Linked DNA regions of Homo sapiens: region 2 is linked to region 1. The links are chromatin loops, found by intact Hi-C in ENCODE. Cell type or tissue: gastrocnemius medialis. All regions are shown on one strand.

Evidence for each region. A loop is a pair of places that touch in the nucleus more often than their neighbours do. Peaks named below come from ENCODE experiments on the same cell type or tissue, not always from the same donor. Only the 100,000 strongest peaks of a DNase experiment are listed, where the experiment ranks them.
Region 2: it touches region 1 in a loop (16-fold over the local background); 9 of 110 quality-filtered maps call a loop at or near these places.

The regions. Positions count from the first base shown.
Region 1 is chr3:195,953,513-195,956,012 of GRCh38, forward strand. It overlaps LOC124906253 (keratinocyte proline-rich protein-like), which reads right to left and starts at 1,014. Exons shown (of 4, transcript NR_197446.1): 1 at 1-1,014. RefSeq lists a silencer at 815-954 and an enhancer at 1,908-2,500. In gastrocnemius medialis, no CTCF peak of the experiment used is centred here; a DNase peak (open chromatin) is centred at 1,039; H3K4me3 peaks cover 676 bases; H3K27ac peaks cover 1,019 bases.
Region 2 is chr3:195,686,272-195,688,771 of GRCh38, forward strand. It overlaps MIR570HG (MIR570 host gene), which reads left to right and starts at 2,227. Exons shown (of 5, transcript NR_122105.1): 1 at 2,227-2,500. It also overlaps the pseudogene SDHAP2. In gastrocnemius medialis, no CTCF peak of the experiment used is centred here; DNase peaks (open chromatin) are centred at 620 and 1,280; H3K27ac peaks cover 2,250 bases.

The DNA.
Region 1 (2,500 bases):
GAACCTCCGCCTCTCCGGTCCCGCTGACGAGTACAGCGGAATCAAGGAAGTGCCCCAGGAGCCACGTCCAAGTGTGTTCTTCCCCTAAGAGGCCAATCATCTTTCTCTCTCTTTTCCCACCTCAATCCTTCCCTTCCTTCCCCTCCTGACCTGTCTGAATTCCCATTTGCACCAGTTTCCCTTTTTCACAGACAAGACAAGATTCCCTCAGATAACTAAGCCATTCCCTGGCCATGAGTTACTACAGTTTCGGTCATTCATTCAGTGGAAAAGCGACCAGGGACAGAAGGCGCCGCCATAAAGGTCACCTGGCCCGAGCAGACGCCAGGTCGCTGCTTCTTCCTTGGCTGCTGACATTTTAACAGCGGCCCAGACAGTCTGTTTCCGCTTTCCCCAAACAAGCACCCTGGAGACCCTCCCCCGACGGCTCGAGGCGAGAAACGGGGCCTGGCCCAGGAGCCGGTGGCCGCGACCTCGGGTATGCAGTGGCGCCCTCTGCACCTTGGGAAGCGCCCGACGCACAGGACAGGGACCGGGCAGGAGGCAGGGGCGGCCCCAGGAGACCGGGCAGCGGACGGGGGAGACCGCGGGGGACCCGGAAGGGGATGGGGGCGGCCGCGGGGGTCGGGGCAGGGGATGGGGGCGGCCGCGTCGGTCGGGGTAGGGTTCGGGGGCGCCCGCGGGGGTCCGGGCAGGGGCGGTGGAGACGGCGGAGGTCGGGGCAGGGGACGGGGGAGGCCGCTGGGGACCCGGCAGGTGACGGGGGAGGCCGCGGGGCAACCGGCAGGGAACGGGGTTGGCCGCGGGGGTCGGGACACGGGTCCGGGGCAGCTGCGGGGGAGGCGGGAGGTGCCGGGGCGGTGCCAGGTGGCAGCTCTGGAAGACGTTCCACAGGAAGCTCTGGTCGGGCAGCGCCGCGCCCGCAGCAGGCCCAGGGCCGCCCAAGGCCGGGGCGGTAGGAGTAGGCGGCCAAGGGCCAAGGCGCGCGGCTGGGCTGAGGCGCGTGCGGCGACTGGCGACCTCAGAGCGACACCACTTCCGCCTCTGCCGGGGCAGGGCCAGGCGTTACCGCCGCTTCCGGGGGCGCAGGAAATGCGCGTTGTCCGAGATCCTCCGGCGCAGGCCACCTGCGCGCGGGGCCGGGAAGGCGCTTGGAGGAAATGTCCCGCGCCGCGACCCGGGACAGGCAGTGATGGAGCAGGGATTTCGTTTGCCTTTTAGTTCTTGTATAAAAAGAAGTTTTGACGTGAATGTGATTCACGCTAACAGTCGGAAACTCTGGGCGGGGCGCGGTAGCTCACACCTGGGATCCCTGCGCTTTGGGGGGCGGAGGCGGGCGGAGCTCTTGAGCCCAGCAGTGCGGACCAGCCTGGGCAGCGGGGCTAGACCCCATCCCTACAAAAATTACAGCAAGTAGTCGGGCGTGGTGGGCTCCTGTGGTCCCATGTACTCCGTGGGCTGAGGCGGGAGGATCGCCTGAGCCCGGGAGGTCGAGGCCGCAGGGAGCCGAGATCACTGCAGCTCCAGCCCGGTGGACAGCGAGACTCTGCAAAAAAAAAAAAAAAAAAAAAAAAAAGCAAGCAGGCCGGGTGCGGTGGCTGACGCGTGTAATCCCAGCACTTTGGGAGGCCGAGGCCGGTGGATCACCTGAAGTCAGGAGTTCGAGACCAACCTGGCCAATATGGAGAAACCCAGTATCTACTAAAAATACAAAATTAGCCGGGCGTGGTGGCGCACGCCTGTAATCCCAGCTACTCGGGACGCTGAGGCAGGAGAATTGCTTGAACCCGGGAGGCGGAGGTTGCGGTGAGCCGAGATCAGGCCATTGCACTCCAGGCCTGGGCAACAAGAGCAAAACTCCGTCTCAAAAAAAAAAAAAAGGGCAAAACACAATTCGGGTGGGAAGGGCAGTGTGCAGCGTTCTCCGTTGTCTGTTCTGCCCCGAAAAGCTTCCCCCCTTTAGGTTTAACCTGCGCCCCCGCGCTCTGCATCAGCGCCGCCCCCGACCCCGTGCAGTTGGAAACACTGGGCGCCTCCCTGCCGGGCCCCTTCCCGCCCCTGTGGTGGTGCAGCCCTGCCTCCCGCAAGACAGCACTGCCTTCGTGCTGGACACAGTTCTACCGTGGAGCCTGGAGTGCCTGTAGCACAAATCCCCAGAATTGGGAAGTGCCCAGCTTTGGGCCACTGTGATCCCTGGGTCTTTCCTGTGCGCGTAGTCTCATGCCGCCTTCCACCCTAGTCCTGTGTCCTGTGCCCCGGTTCAGGATACTACAATTATTCTCATTATTTCATGGGGTTATTCCAGCTTTTCAGGTTCTTCAGTGCCTCATTCCATGAATGCTAACTTTTTTCATCCTCATAGTTCCTAGGGTTGTCTCTGAATTTTCACCCAGTTGCCTACCAAGATGTTGTCTGTGTCTACTGCAGGGGACGGTGCAGGTCTGAATATCTTACAGCTCACCTTTTTGGTGCCTTTGATCCGTGTTAGAAATTATCCACA
Region 2 (2,500 bases), 270 kb before region 1:
TTTTTTTTTTTTTTTTTTTGAGACAGGGTTGGTGCAGTCTCAGCTCACTGCAGCCTCAAACTCCTGGGCAGCTCAGGTGATCTTCCCGACTCAGCCTTCTAAGTAGCTGGGGCTACAGGTGTGCACCACCACGCCCAGCTCATTTATTTTGTAATTGTAGGGACAGGGTCTCACTTTGTTGCCTAGGCTGGTCTCAAACTGCTGGGCTTAAGTGATCGTTCCTCCTTGGCCTCCCGAAGTGCTGGAATTATAGGTGTGAACCACCATGTCTGGCCTTGTAGTTTATTTCTAAGTTCAAATTAATGTTGGTGCTTTTCCTCCTTTTTTCTTAGCAGATGGTTTGCTAGGTGAGTGTGTCCTCGATTCTTTAAATCAGGGGTCCCCAATCCCCAGGCCACAGATTGTTCCAGTCCATGGCCTGTTAGGAACCAGGCCACACAGTAGGAGGTGAGCAGCCAGCCAGTGAGCATTACTGTGTGAGCTCCGCCCCCTGCCAGAGCATTACTGTGTGAGCTCCACCCCCTGCCAGAGCATTACTGTGTGAGCTCCGCCCCCTGCCAGAGCATTACTGTGTGAGCTCCGCCCCCTGTCAGAGCATTACTGTGTGAGCTCCGCCCCCTGCCAGAGATTACTGTGTGAGCTCCGCCCCCTGGCAGAGCATTACTGTGTGAGCTCCGCCCCCTGGCAGAGCATTACTGTGTGAGCTCCGCCCCCTGCCAGAGATTACTGTGTGAGCTCCGCCCCCTGTCAGAGCATTACTGTGTGAGCTCCGCCCCCTGCCAGAGTATTACTGTGTGAGCTCTGCCCCGTCAGAGCATTGCTGTGTGAGCTCCGCCCCCTGCCAGAGTATTACTGTGTGAGCTCCACCCCCTGTCAGCATTACTGTGTGAGCTCCACCCCCGTCGGCATTACTGTGTGAGCTCCGCCCCCTGCCAGAGCATTACTGTGTGAGCTCTGCCCCCTGTCAGAGCATTGCTGTGTGAGCTCCGCCCCCTGCCAGAGTATTACTGTGTGAGCTCCACCCCCTGTCAGCATTACTGTGTGAGCTCCACCCCCGTCAGCATTACTGTGTGAGCTCCGCCCCCTGCCAGAGCATTACTGTGTGAGCTCCGCCCCCTGCCAGAGCATTACTGTGAGCTCTGCCCCCTGTCATCATTACTGTGTGAGCTCCGCCCCCTGTCATCATTACTGTGTGAGCTCCGCCCCCTGCCAGAGCATTACTGTGTGAGCTCCGCCCCCTGCCAGAGCATTACTGTGTGAGCTCCGCCCGCTGTCATCATTACTGTGTGAGCTCCGCCCCCTGTCATTACTGTGTGAGCTCCGCCCCCTGTCATATCATTACTGTGTGAGCTCCGCCCCCTGTCATATCATTATTGTGAGCTCCGCCCCTGTCATATCATTGCTGTGTGAGCTCCGCCTCCTGTCAGATCAGTGGTGGCATTAGATTCTCATAGGAGTGGAATCCTGTTGTGAACTGCGCATGAGAAGGATCTAGGTTATGCCCCGCTTATGAGAATCTAATACTGATGATCTGAGATGGAACCGTTTCATCTCCAAACCATCCCCACACTTGTCAGTGGAAAAAGTGTCTTCCGTGAAACCAGTCCCTGGTGCCAAAAAGGTTAGGGACTGCCGGTTTAAATAACCAAATGCTAAAAGAACTGGCATAGAAGTAAATGGGCTGCTGCTTTATTTTTAGGCTGTTCTTTTTAGAGAGCAATGACAGTTATTTCCAAGTTTGTCATTAGAAAATAATATTAGGTTGGAGCAAAAGTAATTGCAGTATTTGCCATTGCTTTCAATGGTAAAAGGCACAATTACTTTTGCAGCAACTTAATATTATAAATTTGTTCTTAAAGTGTATTTTTGATAAGAAAGCCGTTTTGTTTTTCCTTCTGTTAATTTTTTGTTTTTTTCTTGGTCGAGACAGAGTCTTGCCATGCTGCCCAGGCTGGAGTGCAGTGGTGTGATCTCGGCTCACTGCAGCCTCCACCTCCTGGGCTCCAGCAGTCCTCCCACCTCAGCCTCCCTAAGAGCTGAGACTACAGGTGTGAGCCACCATGCCTGGCTAATTTTTAGAGACAGGGTTTCACCCTCTTGCCCAGGCTGGTCCCAAACTCCTGGGCTCAAGCAGTCCTCCTGCCTCAGCCTCCCAGAGTATTGGGATTATAGGTGTGAGCCACTGCCAGAAAAACGTTTCCTAAGACAAGGCAGGTCTTACATTATATTTAAATTTTTTTTAATGATGTCTTTTTTGGCAGTGCACAGCCAGAGGACAACACATCACACACAAGAAACAGTTGTGCTCATGTGATGGGGGCCTCAGCACTAGGAAGGAGTGGACTGTTGGCGCACGCAGCAGCTTGAATAAATCTGAAAGTCACTACGCTGCGTAAGAGAAGCCAAATAAAGCGCATGCTGTGTACAGAGGGTGTCGAGAATGCCTCCTACGTGACGGAAAGCAGATCCGTGGTTCCCTGCAGACTGGCAGGAGCAGATT